Linked DNA regions of Mus musculus: regions 1 and 3 are each linked to region 2. The links are chromatin loops, found by intact Hi-C in ENCODE. Cell type or tissue: left cerebral cortex. All regions are shown on one strand.

Region 1 (8,000 bases), 200 kb after region 2:
ATTCTTACCCCATGTACTGTTTCTCTGAACATCCATGATGACTTCGGATCAAGTCGTTTACCCTCCTTAACTTAGAATATGAATAATAATCCAACCTGCCTTTGATGCCTAAAAAAAGCATGTGGGAAATTGTATTAAAATTCTTCTTACAGAACACAAAATGTAACCCTTGTTAAGTACCAGAAGGGTACATGGTGCTCACACATTCTTCCTATGTCTTCACATCTGTCCCATTCCAATTTCACAGACAAGGAAGCAGAAGCTCCAAAATGCCAAGGGCAGGTGAGGAGTCTATGCCAGGAAGTGACCCTTCTGCCAGTAACAGTTCAATTAGTGTTCTGGGTATGCCAGCTGCTGAGGGAAGAATGTGAAACAAAGTTTGGGCTCCATTTTGTTTTCCCCAATGCCCACAGAATCGAAAGGCCACCAAGGCAGTGTCTTGCCCAGATACCACAGTTCCACTGGATGGAGATAGGATATGACACAGACAATGTGGCTATACAGCAGGTCCCTCCCACTGTACATGATGACTCTCATCCTGCCTGCCCAACACCCTAAGGAAGGCATGCACACATAGTGCATTTATCTGTGGGGAAATGTTCAACTGCCTTGGTTGAAACATCTAATACCGTCAATCTAGGATGGTGCTGATGGCAGAGCACGCCACTGCTTTATGTGCAACGAAGACCAAAACACTGTGGTGGTCATTCTAGGACCTCATGTTTCCTGACTCTATCAGATCGTATGGACAGGACAACAATCCATTTACAGCTATAGCCATCTTGACTGCCTTCAGATGAACAAGAAGTTGAAAGGCAGGGCAAATGAGAAGTGTAGTTTTTTCTTGTTTTGTTTTGTTTTTGGCAAGTTCAGATTCTAATGTTGAATCTCTCTTTTGCTCTCCCCTTCCCCCCTTTTTTAAAAAAGAAAATCTAATAAGCCCAATTTTCATGTGTGAGCTTACAATTTATAAAGATTAGCAGCTAACCCATATTCTTAGTGTTCTGCGCAAGGCAAACACACTGGACTTAAAGGCCCTGAACTAGCAGGGACATCGCAGCCGTAGGCGGGGCTGGAAGGCAGAAAGCTGGCGACGGGGTGTTTCATCTCCAGCACGCTGCCTACCCACACCCACGGCGGAGAAAAGCACAGCTCTGCCAGGCTGCGTTCTCACCAACCAGCACGCTGAGTGTGTCCTCATCACAGAAGTGGAGGAGTCGAGATACCACATGACAGAAGAAAGAGTAGTATAACCAATTTAAATATATTTATACTTATTCTATCCTCCAGAGAGGGCACACCTCACACTTAGACTTTGCACTTCTAGTCTCCAAAACTGTGGAAGAGCCACTTTGTGTCATCCGGGGTGTGATACAGTGTTCTAGAAGTTCTAAGAAACTGATAAGCCCAGCGAGCTGGGGAGCACTTTGTCTTTTTTTTTTTCCTCATGCAAAACTTCTGGCATCTTTTGGGAAAAACAAAAGCAGAACTACCGGGGTCTCTTAAGCAAAGGCTGCAAGAGAGAAGATTTATGGGAAGTCTGACAACCTGGATTTGTTCCTATATAGGTGACTGGCAGGTCCTACCTAGGAATGAGGGATTCTAACATCAGAACCAAGAATCTTTTCTCATGGCGGCTGTACAGGTATAAAATGCAAGCGTGGGGGAAGAGGGAGAGGAGCGTCTGCATCAAGTTTTAAAATGGTTTCAGGCCAGTGTATGAAGTGAAAGGTCTCTATGCACAGGTACTGGAGAAGGCTACAGGTCACAAAACGGAACACAACCAGACAAATCCACATAGGTATGCTCAGCTCTGAGGACAAGCCAACCACAGCCACTCTGGCAGTTGGGGACCAACTCCAGGTTCACTGCAGGTTCACTGAGGCTGAGACTCTGGGAAGAATGCAGAGGAGGCTCCACCAAGAGCCACACTCAACTCAGGTCTGCAAAGATTTGTTCTTTTTCCCTCTGGCACCAGCTTGGGTATCCAGCTGGCTCTCTAGAGAGATAAGCTGAAGGACATTTTGACATTGGCTGGCTAAAGACTCCCTCAAACAAAAAGATATTGAGCCAGGAAATAAAACAGTTTCTGTGGCAGAGCCTCGCTTACTGGAGTGTAGGAAGGTGAGGGACCGGGCATGTGGAGGCTGCAGCCGACCATACCATGCTGGGCAGATAGAGACCTCACGCAATTTTCTGCTTGTTCAGAGGTGGATAGTATACTGTTGCCCGAGGCACAATACCTATTGGATAAGATCAGCTTCTTTCTGATTACATCATGCAATGAATGATTTGAACATGCCCTCTGGTGAAGGTGCGGAGACAGTCCCTTATCTTATAGCCAAGGAAGTATGTGCTGAGAAAAGTATAGTAGCACTGAGGGCGTCGGGGACTGTGAGAACCCAGCATGGTCTGGCCCTAAAGCCCTGTTCTGAACTATAGGATATATGATTTCACCTTTGGGATGGAAGAACCCAAGGGTCTGGACGTGACTGAGTTACCAGAGGTATTTAAAAACACACAGCAAAATAACACAAGTAGGAAAGAAAGAACACACAAGAGTATACACATGGGTCAGCATGAAACCACAATCAGTCTCTGGGCCACTCTGAGGGCCACTTCTGTTGTCAGAAGTCCAACTCCTTCAGAAGCCTGTGGAATTCAGTACTTCACTAGGGCTAGCCAGAGTTAAGACCTGCAGGAATAGGGACACTTCACATGTGACACAGCAGATATTCAAGCAGAAACTGAGAGTAGGACTGTCCCCAAGAGATGGAGCAAGTATGGCAAGCCAGTTTAAAAAAAAAAAAAAAAAAGGCCCGTGTCCACTGCTTCCAGGTTAGCCCAGGGGAGCACTCGTGTCTTCCCAGTGATCCCCTGGGAAGAAAGAAGAGTCCTCTCCCAGGGCAGCCATTATGAAGCTTCACCAATAGAGTGGACGGTGTAAACGAAAAGCCCTGGAGGTTGTACAGCAGGATCAAGTGGTCATCAGGGCCACAATTCCCCCATCGACTCCAGGCGGATTCCCTTCCTCACCCCACCTTGTCTTCTAGGGAGCACGGTGAACCCTTGGCATCCCTGGCTGAAGGCTGTGTCACTCCCACCTCGGTCCTTGTCAGACAGTATCCCTCCCTCATGTCTTTACATTATCTTCTTAGAACACCACGCAGACTGCAATAAGGGCTCTCCCTACTATAATATGACCTCATGTTAACTATTCACATCTGCAGTGACCCAATTTCCAAGTTAGGGCATGTCCTTGGTTACTGGGAATTAAGATCTGAACATGCTCTTATGTTCAAACCACCGAGAAAGCAGAAGCCGATGCCTGTGAAAGTCATCACACTTCACAAGTGTTGGACACGCATGCATCTCTAGGTGACAACTTAAAACACAACGGTGATGAGTCCATGGCTGTGCTAGTGTACGGGGTGACTGTAGCCAGCTTCCACAACCTGAACGGCTTCAGCAGCAGAAGCTGATTTTCCCGAACTTCTGGAGGACAGATGTCCAAAATCAACGTATATGAGACACGAGGACAGCCGGCTTTCTTCTCCCTGTGGCTTTACATCACCTTCTGTCTCTTGGTATCTGAGTCCAAATTTTCTCTCTTGGAAGGACTTCAGCTGTGATCATTTAAGGCCCACTCTGTGACCTCATTTTAATTCAATTATGTCTTTGCGGTGCTTAATTGTGACTGTCAACTCCAGTGGGGTAAGAAATGCCTGCAAGCTCAGTAAAGCACACCTCAGGTACATCTTTGGGGGTGGGGCACGGTTCAGAGAACATCAGATCCTGAGTTCTCAGACCTAATCAATCGATGTATCCCACAGTGAAAGGCAGGAGGTGAGGCTTAGCTTGAGGAAGTCACTGGGGATGAGTCCTAGGGGTGACATCTTGCCTTGGCTCTTCCCTGTACTGTCTCCTTCTGCTTCTTGGTGACCAGGATATGAAGCGCACTTCTCCACCATGCCCTCTCCGTCAGGATGGCTCCTCTGAAACAGGGAGCAATGACCCCCTTCCTCCCTTCTACGCTGTCAGGTATTTGGTCACAAAGCAAGCAGAGTAACTAATCCATTCTGCTAAACTCCACACCAAGCAAGGTCGAATCCAGAGGCACCGTGCGGAAGGATTTCAACCTCAGACTGCAGCAGGTAGCATTACCTGATTCAAAATATTGGTGGTTCGGCAATTCTGTTTGGATCCAGCTGAAAGGGAAAAATCCATTCAGCTGTAGCTGCCTCCCACAACTCACTGAGAGGTTCCGGCCTTCACTGGCCACAACACCGCAATGGCCACCATCCCGAAGCACGCTGCATGCAGCCCATGACAAGCCTGGATTCCCCAGTCTTTGTACATGCTAAGCCATTAGAAGGCAGCTTATTGAAACAGCCAGTGTCCCGTTCAGGCTAGCAAACTCAAACTCCACTTCCCCCTCTGCTTGCTCTGAGTCCATGCCAACTTAGTTGGTTTAAAAGAAAATGTTACATGTGGTGCCATCTAGAGGCAGAAGAAGCCTAGGACGGTGACAAAAAAAAAAAAAAAAAAGAGGAGGACCCCTTTATACTTCTAGGGGACCAGAGTTCCACACTTGCCCCTGAAACTCTATCCAGTTCTTCCACCATCATGCCTGAGCAATGAGTAAGCAAGAGCGGGGCACAGTGGAGGCAGATGGAATTCGGATTCCAAGTCTGCACCTACTTTCCCACGTCTCTGGTTTGGGAGATTCATTAAAATGTTTTCTTTTAACATCCTTTAGTTTCTCCTCCACACTCCACCAGACATGCACGCACCCAGGCAAAAGTCAGAGATGATAAAAGTGCCACACGTGACCAAAGACACGATGAAATTCTCCCAAGGAGAACTAATCCCACTTGTGAGGAGGAACCCCCAACAGTTTGTCGAGACACAGAGATAACAGTAAAAGCCCATGGCAGAACAGGAAGGTCTCAAGGCACTCGGCTCTAGACATCTGTGTCTCTGCTTTAGCACTGGGAATGGGACTTTGCTTCTAGGAAGAGGTTTCAGAGGCCCATAGGACTAAAGGCCACCTTAAAAATCATTATTGGAGAAAAACATTATTGATGTGTTGAATTTTTTCCTATAGTTTGTATTCTGAATGTCCCTCAGAGGCCCAAGTGTTAAAGTTTTACTGACAGGAGTAGGAAGGAGGTGACGGAGCCTGAGGAGGTGGGGTCCAGAGTTAGTGATCTGACAGGACAGTTAAGAGCACTTGCTACTCTTCCAGAGGACCTGAGTTTGATTGGCAGCACCCATGTTGGGCAGTTCACATCTCCATCCCTCTGGCCTCCATAGGCACCTGGCTACATGCAAACATGTATGTGCATGCACATGAGAGAACAAACACTCATAATTAAAAATAATAGCACTATAAAGAAAAAGTCTACTAGGAAGCCTTTAGGCCATTGGGGGTGGCCTGAAGAGGATGATGAGACCCGGGACCTTCCTCCTCATTCTCTTTTCTGCTTCCTAGTCATGAGGTTTCACTTCACTGTTCACTCTCCCACCACGACACACCATCTTCCACAGGCAACAGAGCCAACTGGGTTCTGAGGTTAAAAACTCCAAAATAACTCTCTTTCTTTATAAGCCAACTACTCTCTTTTGCATTAGTTGCAGGAATTTCTGTTAACTACAACAAGCACAATACAGGTAACATAGATCCACGGGTAATACAGATCCACAAGATCAGCGAAGGGTCACCTACACAGGTGAACAAAAAATACTCTTGGGAGTCTCTGATAGAGGAAGGCTATGGGGTCTTCTAGAGCCAACATGCAAGCTCTGTGTGCTTGCTGGGCCTCTGTGACGACAGCTCCTTCCTAGTAAAGCTCCCGTGGCAACCCAATGCGTTGCTCTAGGACATAAGGTGCCTGGCTCAGTACGGTGCCCAGGACACTCAAGCACATACTCACTGTGGCTCCTGAAAGTGAGCGCTCTCACGGAGGCATCGCGTTTCCTGACACATATGTCTCATCATTTTATTACCACAGAAACAGAGGGAAGACATGAAAAGCAATTTGAATAAACTTATCACTCAGGGCAATTCACTAGCCAAGAACTAGCACACCAAAATAAAGCCTCCGAGCCCCAGCTCTGAGCGGAGGTCCTCCAGAGGCACTCTGCACAACAGCTAATACCCGCAAGGCCCAGGTGAGAGTTAATTTCAATTCATCAACAAATATCTCACAAAGAAATAAAACTAATAGCTAAAAATATAAGCATTCTACCTTGTTAACTAAAAAAATTAAAAATGTAAAATACATGAACTGCTCTCAACTATTAAAATAACCAGGAAAAGAGAGTTTATTTTAAAGATATTACTCAACGCTGCCAAGACTAAAATAGGTCCCAGACTTCACTCCTGGCCAGTGAAAGCAAACCAGTGCAGGCCTATAGCAAAACAAGTGGGCAGTCTGTGGACACGGGCAGGAAGAGCTCCCGCCCTACAGCACAGTCTTGTTTCTGAGAACCCAGTCCTGGGAAATGGGTGGTGGGGGTGCCATCCCCACTGTCAAGCTGTCAATGCCAAAGACTCTTCAGTAGCAGAAAGCTGAACAACGTTAGCAGGGAGAGATAAAGATGAAGCTCAGGGCAGATACTGGCCTGGGACACGTGAAGTCCTGGGTTCAATCCCAAGCAGCAAAAGTTAAAAAATAAAAAACAAGAGAAAGGACTAGTAGCATAATCAGTAATATCATACCAAATTAGTGGATTATTATCTAGGAATTAAAATGGTAGAGAAGGGCTGGAGAGGTGGCTCCTTGATTGAGAGCACTAGCTGCTCTTCTGGAGGACCAGGGTTCAGTTCCCAGCACCCACATGTCCATACCTCCAGTTCCAGGGGAGCCAGTATCCTCATACAGACATGCAGGCAGGCAAAACACCAATGCACATAAACTAAGATATTACATGATAGTGAATTATAGAAAAATCACTAAGAGGACATCACGGGGAAATCGCAATGGAAAAACTGGGAATGAAAAACTGGACTTTCCATGGTGATTGCAAATGGGAAAAACCTGAGTGAAAAGCTTCCAAGATGCTGAGTGCATGTCACAGGGACAGGCTCCGATGACATTCCTTTGTCCTCCTCCACTCAATTTTTGCAATATGTGATATTTTAAAAACCCTTTATGATAGATTTTTTTTCCTTATTTTCTAAAAGTCTTTCCTCTCTACTGCAGATACAAAGCAGCTGCTCACAAGACCACATCCCACCGCGGGACCCATCTCCAGGCTCCCTGTGCCCTTTCAAAAGAGCAAGGATTTGCAAGCTCTTTTCTAAAACATTATCTTCTCCATGCCAAAGTGCCTCAGAGTGCTGGATGCCATGACCTCCCAGAGGTCACAGTGGCCACCTCCCTGCCCTTCCCTGAGGCAGACAGTTGTTTCAAAGAAACTCCTTCCATGAAGGTGGCTGCTCTCAGAGAAAGTGAACTCTTCACCTCTGCCCTCAGCCCTGTGCTGCTGGCCCAGGCTGACCCCACCACACATCCTGTCACCTGCGGAGGATGTTTCTATGTGATGCTAAACACAGTGATGAACAGAAGCCAAAAGGCGGAACAGGGTGGGAGAGATGGCTCAGTGGTTAAGAGCATCTGCTTCTCTTTCAGAGGACCAAGTTTAGCTCCCAGCATCCATGTCAGATGGCTCACAATTATCTAACTCCAGTGCCAGGGTATCTGATGCCCTCTTATGGCCTCTGAGGGTACCAGTAGTCAAGTGGACTATATCCACAAGCAGATAGATACATTTACATGTAATTAAAAAGAATAAAGGTAAGTCTATTTTTAAGTAAAGGACATGCAATAGAGTATGGCGAAATTGCAGTGCATATATTTTCACCATACAATGACTAACAATACACAGAAACACAGCTCATGTTAAATAGAGAAGGCAAGGCATGGGCTGGGAAGACGCGTCAGTGGCTAAAGCTCTCGCAAACGTGAGGACTGCAGTTCAGATCTCACCCAGTA
Region 2 (8,000 bases):
CAGCCGTGGCAGCCCGAGGGAATGTGTTCTTTATCAGCCGCCTGTGCGTGCTGCTGTGGAGAGCTCAGGCCGGCACCGTGGCACTCACCTAGTGAGGTTACCTCCAGCATTAGCTCGGGTGAGCTCACTTCCAGCCCTGGAATACATGGAGGGGATTAGGGGTGAGGCCAGCAGTGCCTGCTCCCCGGCAGAGAGAAGCCAGCAGACAGATAGCAGCACGGTCCCCTCAGACCCTTCTCTGAGCTTGCAGCCCTGCTGGGCCACAGCTCCAGTTCGGAAAACTGGAACACACCATTTGCCACTATTCCCGGGCTAGAAAGTAGAAAGGGTTGGAAATAAATAACGGTGATGGTTCTGACAGTCATGATGCTGGTCGTGGTTCTTTTCGCTTGAGTTTATGTCTTCAGCCCTGTCTACCTCCAACATCTTAATTCCAAGTGAAGCTCACAACTGCATGGTATGAGGTGATACAAGGTTCATGGACCTCACAACTCTCTGCTGTTGTCTGTCATGTGACACAGATAACCAGCGTTAACAGTCAGTGAAGCACTCCTGAGAGTCTAGCCACACAGAACATCTCTCTCGGGTGCCTCACGCCATAGGACCCCATGTCTTTCTCTCCTTCCATATCTCCACAGAACAATGATCCCCACAGTAGCACAGTGCAGCCTGGTGTGTGTGTGTGTGTGTGTGTGTGTGTGTGTGTGTGTGTGTGTGTGCTCTCGCGTGTGCATGCTGCGGGGAAGCAGCACCATTGGTGAAGAATAGAGGTCTGGCAGTTAGGCAGCCGGTCTCAGAAGATGGCCCTGCTTCTTGATGGACGAGGTGCTTGACCTCTAAGGATCAATTCCTGCCCATCCCTCCTTCCCTTCCTTTTTTAATTAAGTAGACACATAATTGCATCTTCCTTATAAGACTGTGAAGATTAAATAGTCTAACACACCTGAAAGCACTTAGCACTGGGACAACTAATAGGCTCAATAGCATTAGCTTTGCCTATTAATAGGAACAGCAGTAGGAAGCTCTGGGCATCCGTTGCATTGTCTGCCCAATGGGGTCGGTGTGGGGATGGATGCTGTTTTCCTGCCTTTATGGATGAGACAGCCAGCTCACAGAGGTTCGCTCACCTGCTGGTAAATGGCCTCATTAGGATGGAGGGCCAGGTTTCTCTAGCTTGCTCTCTGAGATACAGGACTGCAAGAGATGAAGATCTTTAACTGGCTTGGTTCTGAATCTGCAGGAAAGATAAGAAATCTAACCTCTGGCTTCCCAGCAAGATACCGGGAAGTCAAGACTAAGCTTCCTTCTCATGTTGAGCGACCCGATCTCATAAAGAAATATTTTTATTAATTCTTTGACAATTTCATACAGTCCATCTTGGTCATATTTATACCCCCTTCACCTCTTTCCCACCCCCACCTCTCCATCCCCTCCCAACTTTTTGTCCTTTCTTTTGGTCTTCTGTTTTTTAAAGATAACCCATTATATCAAATGTGTGCTCTCTATACATTTATGGGTGTAGGGCCATTTCTTGGTAGATGGTTGACTTAACAGGGGCCACGCCCTTAAAATGGACTCTTCCTCTCCCAGAAGCTTTTAATTGTCAATATCTCTAGGAGTGGGGGATTATGATCCCACCTCCCTCTCTTCTGGATTGGTGACTGGGTTCATCTTGCCCGGACAACTATAGCTGTGATGAGTTCCTCCGCAGGGTCCTGTCCTGTCCAGAGAGACTGCGCCTGGTCCTCTCTGACCTTTGGCTCTACAGTCTTCTTGTCCACTCTGCAGTGGTCCCTGAGCCCCGACGGTGGGGCTGTAATACAGACGTCCTGTTTATGGCTGAGAATTCCACAGATTCCACGCTGCACTTTGACCACTCATGAATTCTGTGCTAACCCCTGTCTACTGCCCAGAGGAACTTCTCTAATGAGGCCTAAGAGCTACACTAAGCTGTGTGTATAGGGATACAAAATAAGGAGCAGTAGGCTGTTCTTAAAATTGTAGGCCTGAATTCTTTGGGGTCACATCTAGAGAGAGAGAGACTATTGATCCTGTCTGTAGAGACAGACTATTTCATAATTTTCATTCCCCAGCAGGTCATGGACCTCAACCCCAGCCCACTACTTTGTGTTGACAGCCCCTTGCTGTTCTCAAGTAGGATTCAGCTTTGACTAGAATTCATCCCTTTTTCCTTCCCACTCCTTTAACCTGCTGAGACCCTACATTCCTGTTTCTCAGGTTCCTACCACCCATTGCCATTCACAAAGAACTCAATACAAGGAGCTTTATGGGTGTCTGGGAGATTGGATATTGTATTTGAATGCAATGACACTGGTGTGAGGTCACACTGAACTTAACCTGGAAAAGTCTGCATACGTCTGGTGCCCTTGCATAATCTGCTTGTATAAGGGACTTGATTGTGTTGCTGTTGTTTGCTTTGTTTGCAAGAATAGACTTGTTTTCTGGTACTATATTTCGGGTTGGGTCAATACGATTTCCGAAGAACCTCTCCCCCACTGATCTCTAAGGAGGTTCTTGCTTGGTGATTTTCTGGTCCCTTCCCCAGGGTGTGGGAATATTTGGGATGTAGACTCTGTCCATCAAAGGGTGACAATCAATCTCTGGGGTGACAGTGCTCCTGGCTGGCCACCACATTCCACTTGCACAGCACAGAGGCGAGCAGCTTAGTCCTGATCAATGTATCTGTCTCTGAGCCTGTAGATGTGCCTCACTCCAGAAAGCCAGGCTGCCTTTCCCTGCCAGGATCAACAGAGCCCCTGGGCTTTGACAGTGAGGCACCCAGAGCTCACGAGCTGCTTCAAACCACCCAGACCCCAGAGGTTGAAAAAGGAGATCAGGGCATTGAGCCAACCCCGTGCCTCTTCCTGTGTCTGCCCATGCCGCTGGATGAGGCTGTGTTGGAGTGTGTATGTGCATGTGGAGGCTGGAGCTTCCTCAGGAACTATCCAGCTCGTTTTCCGAGACGCGGTCTTGGATCATCCTTGAACATGCAAGGCAGATGGGCCAGTGAGTTTCAGGCATCTTCTTCTCTCTTCCCAGCTCTGGGATCACAAGCATGTGCCACCACCCCAGCTTCTTTACTTGAATTCTGGGGATCTAAAACCAGGTCCTTTACTATCTGAGCCATCTCCCCAACGCTGCCGATTCAGTAGCGGAAGAAAGTTTGTGATTTCCCACAGGTGACCTAAGTTTGCCTTGAGTGTGGTGACTTCCAACCCTCCTAGATCAGCCCTGCCGGCTGCCTCTGTGGATCCTGATCGTTGTCCTTTGCCTTCCGTTTCTGATGATTTTCAGTGTGAAGACAAATGGACACCCGAGTGAGCCACTCAGTGAGGTCTCTGCACACACACAGGCCCCCTGCCCAGGCACTGCTAGTCAAGCTCTCTGGCCTGCTGTTCACAAACTTCCAAGATGTGAGTCCAGTGTGGTGAGAATGTTACCACAAGCAAGGAACTCTTATTAGTTATCATTCCTTTTACATTCGTTTCTTTTGTTTCTGTTTAATTTTGTTTGTTTGTTTGTTTTGGATTTTCAAGACAGGGTTTCTCTGTATAATCTTGGCTGTCCTGGAACTCTCTTTAACTACCAGGAGGATAGCTCTGTGTGTGTGTGTGTGTGTGTGTGTTTTAAAATGATGGACTTAGTTTTATGTACATTGGTGCTTTGTCTTCATGCATGTCTGTGTGAGGGTGTCAGATTCTTTGGAACTGGAGTTACAGACAGTTGTGAGCTGCCATGTGGTTGCTGGGAATTAAACCCAGGTCCTCTGGAAGAGCAGCCTGTGCTCTTAACCACTGAGTGACCTCTCCAACCCCTTATGCTCTAATCTAGAAGCTATTGGCCGTCTAGAACTTTGAAGGTTTTCAAGCCATTAACCTGTTTTCAGCCTGTATCCACCGACTTCCAATCCTGATAATTCCTGAACATTCTTTTTGTTTGGTTGGTTTGTTTTTTGGTTTTTGGTTTTTTGTTTGTTTGTTTGTTTGTTTTGTTTTGTTTTGTTTTTCGAGACAGGGTTTCTCTGGCTGTCCTGGAACTCACTCTGTAGACCAGGCTGGCCCGGAACTCAGAAATCCGCCCGCCTCTGCCTCCGGAGGGCTGGGATTAAATGCGTGCGTCACCACGCCTGGCTCCTGAACATTCTTAACTGCATACTGATGACCTTTATACAATCCGATCTTCTTTGGTGCTCACATTTCTATGGTTTAATTCCCCCCACCTCTTTTTAAAGCAGTTTTGAGAAAAGAAAAAAAATTGCTAACGGCAGTAGTACAGGGATGGTGCCAGAGGACCCTAATCTCCACAGAGAGAGTTTGCAGGCCCTGAATGCTTGGGAAAGGCCCGAGTGGGCTTTCTCCCTCTGCCTGATCTTCCCCATTGTTTCTGTGGTCCTGCCGAATGCCTGCCTTTCTCCAGCCTCGTCCCACAGCCTGAGTACCCGGATGATGGGCAGTTCCTGTCGGTACCGAGTTTCCAGCTATAAAGTGATAGCCTGTCTCTGGGATTCATTTCATAAAAGATGTCACTGGTCACGAGGTCTTACTATCTTCTGAGGTGACTCAAAAAAACTAACTATAAGGCCTAAAATCCAAACAGGAAGGCAATCGCCGCCTGCTGCTCGGCTAGCTGCAGCTGGAACTTGCATGATAAGCCCAGCAGATGGCGCACTTGTTCTCTCGATCTCATCTGTCTTAGTAATGAAAACAAAGACCGGGAAAGGTGAGGTGGCAGCAGACCTCTCCCAGAGCCCGGGCTAGGGAGAGGCTACCTGTAAAAGAGGCCCTCAGATCCAGGCCTGTTATCTCGTTATCTCCTCAGGGCAGCAAAGGTTGGAAGAAGGAGAAGTGGTAGCAGGGACAGACTCCCAGGGACCCCTTTCAGGACTTTTCCCCTAATGCCCCGATGCATCTGCCACAGGCTAGTAAATCCAAGAATCTGTACCTTTGGACCGGCCAGACACAGCTTCGCCAAACAAGGTTTGTGCGCGGCAACCACAGGTCCAGGATTCAGCCAGCAGAGAACTTTCTGTACCATGGGTGGATAGTGGAGGCAGGATGCAGGTCTAGGGCTGCTTGAACTAAATCTCGATTTCTTCATCTGTATAAGAAAGAGATTAAGCTTAACTCTTCCTGACAGCACTGCTTGGAGGAGGTTAATTATGTATGAAGGTATCTGAGTCGGGGAGGGTGCCCATCCATGGCGGGTACATGTCTGCTCTGCGTGCTGCCTCTTCTAGGTAAGGCCCTGTGCAGAATGCCCCAGTTCTGGTGTGAAGGGGGTTTGCTGTGTTCTGACCCCCACCCCCATGGCTGGTGAGGAGCCCAGGTAACTTTCTGGACTTCCTTGCTTCGGGCTCAACAGCTTTCTCCTATTTCTGTTTTCTCCTCCTCCTCCTCCTCCTCCTCCTCCTCCTCCTCCTTCCTCCTTCCTCCTCCCCGTCCTCCTCCTCCTCCTCCTCCTTCTCCTCCTCCTCCTCCTTCTCCTCCTCCTCCTCCTTCTCCTCCTCCTCCTCCTTCTCCTCCTTCTCCTCCTCCTCCTTCTCCTCCTTCTCCTCCTCCTCCTCCTCCTCCCCCTCCTCCCCCTCCTCCCCCTCCTCCTCCTTCTTCCTGCTGCTCCCACTGTCTGACTAGAGTCTAATGGCATTCCCCTGCCCCAAATTCTTAATGGCTCCTTAATGCCCCAGAATGAAGGCTAAACTCAGAATTGATACTCAATGTCCTTCATAACCAGCTTTCCACCTACATTTTAAGCTTTTGGAACAAAATTGAAGAAATTGACTTAAATCTGAATTAACAGGGTAGAGTTCTGAGGATGGAGGGAATAGAAGTTGTTGGTAACAGGCATGGACGGGTCTGGCTACCAAGAATGGAGTCCCCCCTACTTCTCATATTATGTATTTTTTTTCTCTTGTTCTCTTACTGTGTCAGAAAGTGTCTTGCTATATAGTTCAGGCCAGCTTCAAATTCATGATTCTCCTGCCTCAGCTTCCTCTGAGGGTGTGGTGACCTGTCCTCTTGATGTGCCTTTCCTTAAGCACAGAGTCTAGGTTTTGCTAATTATTTTGTCCCTAGCAGCTAAGACAGTGTCTGCAGTTATAGATGCTCAGTCAGTACTCACTGGAATGCATGCGAGCATGAATGACTGAGAATGAATGAATGAATGAATGTCCTGAATGTGCCAAAGGTTGACTAAGCAACTATCCCCAGTGTTCACTAGCTCCTGGCCTTTTCTAACCTGAGAAGCAGAATGGGGTGGGGGAGGGGCATTAGAACAGTGCAGCCAAAAGCAAGAAACCAGAGCATTCTTGATCTAGCAACAGGGGGACGTCGTGATGACAAGGACTACAACTGTTGTGCCCACAGCCTCTTAGAACACTCCATCCTAAACCTCCCAGGAAGGTCAACCTGACTGTAGGGCTCTGGTCAGTCAGAGGGTGTGCTTGTCCAGCCATCTGTTTCCCAGGATACCATTTCCCTAGCACAGATGGCACCCGGACCTTCCTCACTGTGTCAGCGAGCTGCGGAGGACCCAGCATTGCTGAGGCTCAGCCTGGTCTCTTTCGACCCCGTTTTCTCCATCACTCGCCTCCCCTCCACCCTCCATATGGCTGCCTCACTTCGGTGTCCTCCCAAAAGAACTCCTCCTTCTGTCTGGCTGCTTAGCACCTCACAGATGGGAATCTAGAACATTTGGGAGAGGTTAAAAAGCAGTTTCAAACTGTCTGTTTTCTTTTTCTCAAGCTGGGGATTGAACCCAGGGCCTTGCATGTTTGACAGGTGGTCTACTGCTGAACTCTAACCCCGGCCCCCAGTGCCCTTGTCATTGCTTAGGAGGGCATCTGTTTCCCTGTCACCATCCCAGGAATCCTTTTCTCACCTGGAATCCTGGACCGGCCTCTAATGGGGCTGCCTGCTTTTTCTCCCCAAATTCAGCCTTTCCAGTCAGCCTGAAGCAGGACAGACTTGTGAGCAGAAGAGGAAGGGAACAGAGGCTCAGCCAGGAGTCCTGTTGGAGTTTCACAGCAGCTGACGGTTAAGAACTCCAGGATAATTAAAGATTGTCTATGTAGAGACAATATTCCTTTTATATGAAGGCATCTCAAATGAGAATGTTAAAACATCGATAAATCATACTTAAGATCTACTGACCTTGGATGGCCCTATTCCTTTCCTATAGGAGAACTTGCAGGGTTTTTTTTTAGGAATATCACAAGAATCTCCACTTACCATAAAAGGCATATCAGGCCCCTCTGTGCAGCCCTTGTGACCCATGGTTTCTAAACAGACTACGGTTCTTTCCAAGGGACCTCTAGAGCAGCCCTATAATCTCATGGATTAAATAGGAAGAAACAGCGTGGGGGAGGGTTCTTCTTTGTTGTTGTTGTTGTTGTTGTTGTTGTTGTTTTCTCGAGACAGGGTTTCTCTGTGTAGCCCTGGTTGTCCTGGAACTCACTCTGTAGACCAGGCTGGCCTCGAACATAGAGATCCACCTTCCTCTGCCTCCTGAGTGCTGGATTAAAGGCGTGCACTACCACGGCCCAATCAACGGGGGAGAGGCATTCTCAGCAGCCCTTTGTGGTGTAACTGAGAGCTACCCAAACGATCTAAGTGATAAGACATTTGTGTGTGACTCTCCCTTGAGAGGCTCACACTCACACTTGAGTCTGTCCACCCCCGCACGCGCGTTCCTCTTTTTAATCACCCCTATATATAAACCCCTGTGAAACAGCTTCCTAGTAAAATCCAGCTCCACCTCACGTCGGCTCATCCTGAGATTCTTTTCCGGGGCTAAGGCAAGAATCCTAGCATTGTCTGAGTACAAGACCGAATTGCTAGGGTAGCATCTTAGGTGGGACTGTGTCCCTGGCCCCTGCCCACACTGCCACCCACAAGCCAGGCTTCTTTATCTTAGTAAACTACAGCCTCCGCTTTTTTCCTAGTAAGTGCAGAACAGCTTCCTGCCACCTCCTTCCCTGCCAC
Region 3 (8,000 bases), 670 kb after region 2:
TGGTTAGAGTTACCCCAAGAAATTTTATATTATTTGTGGGTATTGTGAAAATTGTTGTTTTCCTGATTTCTTTCTCACCCTGTTTGGTGTTTGTTTATAGGAGGGCTATTTATTTCTTTATTTATTAGTTAATCTTGTATCTAGCCACTTTGCTAAAGATGTTTATCAACTGTAGGAGTTCCCTGGTAGAATTTTTGGGATCACTTATGTATACTTATGTATCACTTGTGTGAATAGCAATGCTTTTGACTTTTTCCTTTTCAATTTATATCCCCTTGATTTCCTTTAGTTGTCTTATTGTTCTTTGCAAAACTTCAAGTACTATATTAAAGAGATATGGAGAGAGTGGACAGCCCTTCATTGTCCATGATTTTCATGGAATTGCTTTAAGTTTCTCTCCATTTAATTTGATGTTGGCAATAGATTTGCTGTATATTTTCTTTAGGGTGTTTAGGCATGTACCTTGTATTTCTGATATCTCCAAGACTTTAATCATGAAGAGGTAATGGATTTTGTTAAAGGCTTTTTCAGTATCTAATAAGATGATCATGTGGGTTTTTTTCAGTTTATTCATATGGTGTATTACATTGACAGCTTTTCATATATTGAACCACTTCCGCATCTCTGGAATGAAGCCTACTTGACCATGGTGAATGATCTTTGTGATGTGTTCTTGTGTTAAGTTTGCAAGTAGTTTATTGAGTATTTTTGCATCTATGTTCATAAGAAAAATTTGTCTGTAATTCTCTTTCTTTGTTGGGTCTTTGTGTGATTCAAATATCAGTATAACTGTGGCCTTATAAGATGAATTTGACAATGTTCCTTCTGTTTCTATTGTGTGGAATAATTTGAAGAGTATTAGTGTTAACTTGTCTTTGAAATTCTGGTCGAATTCTGCACAAAAACTATCTGTCCCTGGACTTTTTTTTGACTGGGAGATTTTTATTGACTGCTTCCATTTCCTTAGGAGTTATATGTCTACTTCATTTGTGTATCTAATCTTGATTTTACTTGGTAGCTGTTAAGAAAATTACCCATTTCTTTTAGATTTTCTAATTTAGCAGAGTACAAGATTTTCAAGTCTGTCCTTTGGAGTCTCTGGATTTCATCAGTGTCTGTCATGTACTATTCTTTATTTCTGAGTTTGTTATTTTTGGATATTCTCTTTCCACCTTTCAGTTACTTTGGATAAAGTTTTGTCTAGCTTGTTGCTTTCTCCAAAGAACCAACTCTTTATTCTCTTTATTTCATAGATTCTTTATACCGTTCTCTTTGTTTCTGTTTTGTTGATTTTAGTTTGCTTCTTTTTGTTCTAGAGCGTTCCAGTGTGCTATTAATACTGTGTTAGTGTGAGATCTCTCCATTTTTTTTAATGTAGGCACTTCAGTACCACGAACTTTCCTCTTAGCACTTTGTATGCATTTCAACTAGAAAAATATTTTTATATCTGGGCAATTTTCATCTTTGTATATTGACAAAATGGTGGCCATTTTTCAAGTTCCTAAGCGAAAGAGGCTAGGCCTCAGCAAGTCTAAGAGTGATGTTAATTAACTAAAACTTGCTGTGAGTGCATTTCTCATTCTGTGGCTTGGAGTAAAATTTATGACTTAATGTCTATGTTATGAAGGAAGATCTATAAATTAGATGGGAATTCTCAAAAGTATGCATCTATTTCATGTGACTAATGTCACAAAATCATTGGAATAATTTACATTGCTATTTCAATGCCATTTTTGTAAATTTAAAAATTTTATGGTCTGAAAAAGATTTTTTTCTTAATGTTACTTGGGTTAAATTACTGAGACAGAGAAGCTATTATTCATCTCTGTAAACTATTTATTTTTTTAAGCCTTTGCCTTGTGTTTACCTGTAATCAACCAATTTTATGGAAGATATAATTTATTGTATTAAGAATACAAATGCATTTGTTGTACAGAGAATCAAATTAGTCAACAAACTGTCACACTGCTATAGCCTCAAAAGAGATGTTGGAAAAATAGATTCATACTCAGTGAGTATATTTAGCTTAGAAGGTGGAAGAACTTGTGATGATGTAAGGATGTTGCAAAGAGTTTGTTTTATAAATCTTTGAGGAGCTGTGAGGTCTTCCTATTTTTTGATTGTTTCCTCCTAATCACTTATATCCTGTCATGTGGCCAATCATAGCTTGAAAGTTTTATTGTTGATAAATGACTAAGGCACAGATAAAGCATTAATATTCACTATTTACTATCATATTATCCTAAATGCAAGTGACTATATATAGTATCTTGCTTAAAACAGTTCTTTACAAAAGAAAAGCATTATCAGTCTTTTGTAAATTTTCTTGTTCTAAAGCAAAGTTATATTCTGTAGATAAAAATTATATTAAATAATATTTATACCCAAAAGACTCAAGGATATATTGCTATCCTCATAGATCAGTGCATTGTTCAGCCCTCATCAGAGAAGTTGCTTCTTGCAGTAGATGGTAAATTAACAGAGACCCACAATTGGATAGTGTATGGAGAATGAGACTTTGGAGTGCTCAGACCTGAATGGTGTGCCTTTATCATGTCCCTCTGTTCCTTGAACAAGAGAGGGCACAAAAGGTTGTAAGTGCCAAAGATGGTGAGTGCATTTAAGAAGATTACCATTTCCAGACACAACATATGAGCTCACAGATTCTGTTATATCATGCTTAACACCTGCATAAGGTTAAGCCAGACAAAATCCCACAGGATGAAAGGGAAGTGGGTACAAAGTCTCACCCCTAGCTAAGAACCTACACAGCTGATAACTGCTGGGAAAGTGAAAACCATTTCTCTCCAATGGAATGACACTGGGAAAATCAACCACACTCCAGGAAAGGCCCTGTGCTCAGGAGTAATTGGCCAAGACAGATTGGATGCCATGATTTTTAGTTGTTTTTTTCTTAAAGACAGAGAAAGAATATGAAACTGGGAGGGTAGAGAGGTGGAGGAGTTGGGGTACAGGAAATAATATGATAAAAATATATTGTATGGCCGGGCAGTGGTGGCGCATGCCTTTAATCCCAGCACTTGGGAGGCAGAGACAGGCGGATTTCTGAGTTCGAGGTCAGCCTGGTCTACAGAGTGAGTTCCAGGACAGCCAGGGATATACAGAGAAACCCTGTCTCAAAAAACCAAAAAATAAATATTGTATGAAATTATCAAATAATAAATATAATAATAATAATATCAATGACAATGATAATAATAATTTATTACTGAATTCAGAATCATGTGCTTTGCCCCTGTGTGTCATCTTCTTTCTTTCACACCTAGATTTCAGAAGTTGGGCAATCAGCACAGAGACACAGTTGAGTACAGAGCATACCAAAAACAAAACCTCATGCCAATCTAATACCAAGGCAAAAAATAATTGAGGGTCCATTGGTATTTGTACAAAATTATGAAAGAAAGCTAGTGTTTCTTAACTAAACTTTCATAACGCTAAATCTGATTTAATGAAGTATCCCATAATATTGAAAAAGTTCTTTTGCATGGTTCTAGAATCTTCTTTTAACCTGAGCCTGAGAGCAGATGTGATTTTTTTTTCATGGATCTATTTGGTAAATTAATAGTGACCAACTTCGTGTTGGAATTTACAAATGTGAGGGAGGGAAACAGAGAGCTGAACTACGAAATTCAAAGGTCTTGAAGCCTTCGCAGATGCTAAGCATGGTGCATACTGGGATCTCTGCAGAGAGTTTCTAGGGAAGGCTTCATGGGACCTTGCCCAGACAGATACACTTCTTCCACAAATACCTGACCCACTTCTGCTTTCATGTTCTTATGCAACAATTTTAGAAATAGAAAGTGGGGGAAAAAAAGAAAAACAAGAAGACCAAATACGGCTGGCAGTGTTGTTTTTTAGCTCTAGTTTCTCTGTGCAGCCTCCAGCTGATTCCTCTTATAGATTTCACCAGATGGCTTTCTTTTTTTTACTTAAGGTATGTTTTTGCATTTATAAAAAGGAAATGGAAAAAAAAAAGAAAGAGAAGAAAAAATTCTACCCACAAATACCTTTTCTCTTGGGAAAGAATTCTTGGTTGTACTAAGTTGGGCTAATGAGCTCACCCTTGACATTCTCTTAAACATACTAATGAAGGTACTTTTGACTTCTCTGTTGGTTTTATCTTTGAAGATACTATGACTGTGGCATGGCACAACACCGAAGAGCCAAGTTTGGAAGCAATGACATTGTCTCTACTTGGCCACATGCCTTGCATTTGAATGGCTCCACCTAGAGAGTGGTTCCTGGGCTTTTCTGATGGGCCCCATTGTTGGAGCCCTACAGAGGCCCCTATGGAGCCCTGCAGTTGAGTCTTTCTTGGTGAGATGCAGTGACCAATGCATGCAGCTAGGAAGAGTGACCAGCCATATCTCAAGAAAAGTAGAAATGAGAGGCAGTAGTTATTGATGAGTGCTTTGGTTTCAATCCCCAGTACGGCTAAAACAAACAAATATAGAATGTAAAGAATTTATATTGGTGAATTGATTATGAAGGTATTCTACTTCTTGTCTACGTGTATTTGGTGAAGCATTTTTAAAACTGTATGTATGTATGTATGTATGTATGTATGTATGTATGTATATATGCATGTGAAAAGCTTTCCTGTAGTTCAGGCTGGCCTAGAGCTTGCTATATAGACCAAGGATAGACCAGAACTCATGACCCTCTTGCTTCCACATGCCAAACACTGGAGATTACAAACATGCACCACCACTCCCAGTTCACGTGGGACTGAGGATCAGAACCATAGCTTTGTGCATATTAGCTAGGCGAGTACTCTCCCAAGTGAGCCACAGCATCTGAAGCATGAGTCTTTAAAGATCAAAAATAAGATGACAAGCAGAATACATCTTATCTGCATTGAATATCCTTGGGGTAGTCACCTAACTTTGGAGGTACTGGCCTGAGAAGAGGTCACACCAGTGCCTCTCATTCAGAAAAGATGACACTCTTGTAGGGCAAGGTTGCTTCTTAATGGTGGAGTGTTTATTGGTCTTCCCAATGCCTTTCAGGTCCTAGCCTCACCTGCTTGCTTTCCATTGCAGAGTACACGGTCATTAATGAAGCCTGTCCCGGAGCTGAGTGGAACATCATGTGTAGAGAATGTTGTGAATATGATCAGATTGAATGCCTCTGCCCAGGAAAGAAGGAAGTGGTGGGTTACACCATCCCATGCTGCAGGAATGAGGATAATGAATGTGACTCCTGTCTAATTCACCCAGGTGAGTGTGCGGTGGGACACCATAAGTTGCTTTCACATTATCTGAGGTAATGAATAAGTACAGACTGAGTGTCTGGACTCTAGCAGGCAGCTATCCAGGGCTGTCGTGTCATAGTTATTAAGACTGACACAACTCAGCCAAGTCTGATTGCAGGCAAAGGAATCAGAGGAGTTAGTATTCTTTTTAATGATCAAGTTATAAATCTGAGAATTCGTCCACTCATCCATTCACTTAGCAAGCAGACTGAGTAGCTCTTAGGCAGTCACAGGGAGGACAATGTGGTGTTTGGGTTGTTTTTTTTTTTTTAAAGATTTTTAAATATTTGTGTCTGTGTGTATGCATGTATCAGTGTGTGCACATATGTGTTCATGAGAGGAGGGTATCGTATCCATCCTCAGAGCCAGTTATAAGCTGCCTGACATGTGTGTTAGAACTGGACTTAGCAAGCACTGTATATATTCCTAGACGTTGAGCCATCTCTCCAGGCATTTTATTTAAAAACACATTGCTAACACTGCCAGAGCTTACAGCCTGCTGGGGTGGGGGAGGAAACAGGTAGCTGTGACTGATGCTATGTAAGTGCTGGGATAGGGAGGCATCAGGATGAGAATGGGGCGAGGCAGAGGAGAGATCAATGAAGACTTACTAAGCAAGGCGATGTGATGTGTCTACTGAACACGGAAGCAGCGGACTCAAGAGCTCTAGGGGACTTGAGGGGCTCAGTTGTTGACAGAATGTGCAAAGGGCCTATTCAAGAGGACACATGAGGTTTTGAGGAGCTCATCCTGGGAGGAAAAGCAAGTTCGTGCTGTGAGATGTGAAGAAAGGGAGGCAGACAAGAGATAGTATGGGAGAGCAATCTGAAGGAAGGAACGGGAGTCAGGAAGAGCTTTTTCCAGCGTCCTGTTACGAGATTCAGGCTTTAGGAGATCTTTTGGTAAATGGTTACAAGTAATTTCTCTTTAGCTACAGTTGGGAAAAGGACTGGAGGAGGCCAGGTTGGGGAGCAAGATGGGGGTGGGGGAATGAATGAGGACTGTAATGAATGCAGTGCCATAATTTGGGATTGGACAGAGGAGAAGAGTAAAGGGAGGGGAGAGTGGAGATCAAGAATGGTGGATGTTGAGCTTCTCAGCATGCTTCCATTGTGGCTGGTGCTGAGTGTTTTCCAGTATGAAAACCCTGGAACTATCACTGCCTTGAGTTCTGACTCCTCCCAGGAGGCTCATCTTGCCCTCTAGGGCACATCAGATGGGAAACACAGAGACATCAGGTGAGATTTCTGAAGGCTGATGAATGAAAGATCAAAACTGTGCTGGTGGAATTTCTCTCATTTGTATGCTCCCTTCTTTTAAAAACGGAGAATAGCATTGAAAATGAAACCAGGACTGACTTCAGTCCAACTGCACATTTGATTTCAGGAGAGACACTTAGCACCCAGCTTCCTGTCAAGCAAGAGCAGCTTACAGAGAAATGACTGAACAATGCCCCAAGATTCCTCTATGAAGGGTCACTAGCTACAATCTGCCTGATTTTAACTGCTTTGAGGATTTTAACTACTATGTGTTTACTGTTGTGTAAACACAGGGTAGCCTCAGCTATTATAAGGTCAGTCACATGATAGGCAAGAAAATCCACAGGCAGCACGCAGGATCTGTAATCCTTCCTTCAGGGGTGCTGGTAGTGATAATTGGCTCTGGTGAGTGAAGGGCTCTCCCACACTAACCATTCTGCTACCCTAAAAAGGCAAGCAAGGGCAGGGAAAAGGGCTGCTTTGAAACTCCTTCTCAGAGCAGTGAGCTGATGACACACAAGCAGCTGCCATTGGGGACCAGAGAAGTCTCGGCATTTATCACTGGGAACCTGCAGTTTGTTTATCTTTGTAGTTTATCAGTTTTAGTTATAAACTTGTTTAGCATCTACATGAGCACATTTGAGGGCACTGAGAGTTCCTTCATGTCCTTTAGTCCGTATCCTGCAGACACGACTACTGGGATGATCACGTTAGCTTTAAAAGGCTTCTTGGGTCTCTACCATGCACGAGTCATTCAGATTTCATAGATGTTTCAAGCCCCAGATCAGTAATCATCCATCTCTCCAAGAAACTCTTGTTCTAAGAGCACAGTCTGGGTCCTGGGGGTATTCCTGGCTTTTGGATTGTCGTTGTTAATAGGTAATCATTTTTAATTTCTTTCTTTGTATGATATTTGTGCATGCAAGTGCACGTGCATGCCCGCCACACCCACATGCATACACAGTGATGGGAATCGAGACCAGGGTGCATGTTACCTTTGTGCTGCAAGCCCAGACCCTGATGCTTTTGAGACAGGATCCCTCTGTAGTTCAGACTGTTTTTGAACTTAAAATCTTTCTAACTCAGACTCTTGAGTGCTAGGATTAAAGGTGTGGTCTATCTACCATGTGTCTATCTCTCTATTAGTCTATCTATCACCTATTTATCTTTCATCCCTTTATTATCTATTTTCTACTCTTCTTTTAAAGAAAAAAATTGCATGAAAACACTCAAGTCCATACATAGCAGCACAAGGGTATTTACTTCTTTGATTTTTTTCTCTGATGCTGAAAAAACATTTCCCATTAATATTAATTAATTTCTTATCTCTCTCATCATATAGCATGCTATAGATGTGCAAAATAACAATAGCATTGTATGTACCACCAACAATCCTGTTGCATGCAGTTATGATTCTTTATGGTTACCCTTGACTTTAGAATACAGGCTGCTGGATGTGTATAATC

Evidence for each region. A loop is a pair of places that touch in the nucleus more often than their neighbours do. Peaks named below come from ENCODE experiments on the same cell type or tissue, not always from the same donor. Only the 100,000 strongest peaks of a DNase experiment are listed, where the experiment ranks them.
Region 1: it touches region 2 in a loop (8-fold over the local background); 18 of 42 quality-filtered maps call a loop at or near these places.
Region 3: it touches region 2 in a loop (6-fold over the local background); 2 of 42 quality-filtered maps call a loop at or near these places.

Annotation. Positions count from the first base shown.
Region 1 is chr2:102,103,008-102,111,007 of GRCm38, forward strand. All of the region lies in intron 2 of Ldlrad3 (low density lipoprotein receptor class A domain containing 3), which reads right to left. Among named protein-coding and RNA genes, the nearest start is that of Ldlrad3, 79 kb to the right of the region's middle. In left cerebral cortex, a CTCF peak has its summit at 4,502 (motif pointing left); DNase peaks (open chromatin) are centred at 1,161, 4,515, 4,636, 5,949 and 2 more places; H3K27ac peaks cover 2,113 bases.
Region 2 is chr2:101,901,283-101,909,282 of GRCm38, forward strand. Commd9 (COMM domain containing 9) reads left to right here. Exons shown (of 6, transcript NM_029635.3): 6 at 1-357. Among named protein-coding and RNA genes, the nearest start is that of Commd9, 19 kb to the left of the region's middle. In left cerebral cortex, a CTCF peak has its summit at 4,670 (motif pointing right); DNase peaks (open chromatin) are centred at 4,678, 5,169, 6,634, 6,965 and 1 more place; H3K4me3 peaks cover 225 bases.
Region 3 is chr2:102,575,670-102,583,669 of GRCm38, forward strand. Pamr1 (peptidase domain containing associated with muscle regeneration 1) reads left to right here. Exons shown (of 11, transcript NM_173749.4): 2 at 5,064-5,240. Among named protein-coding and RNA genes, the nearest start is that of Pamr1, 30 kb to the left of the region's middle. In left cerebral cortex, no CTCF peak of the experiment used is centred here; DNase peaks (open chromatin) are centred at 3,816 and 4,167; H3K27ac peaks cover 532 bases.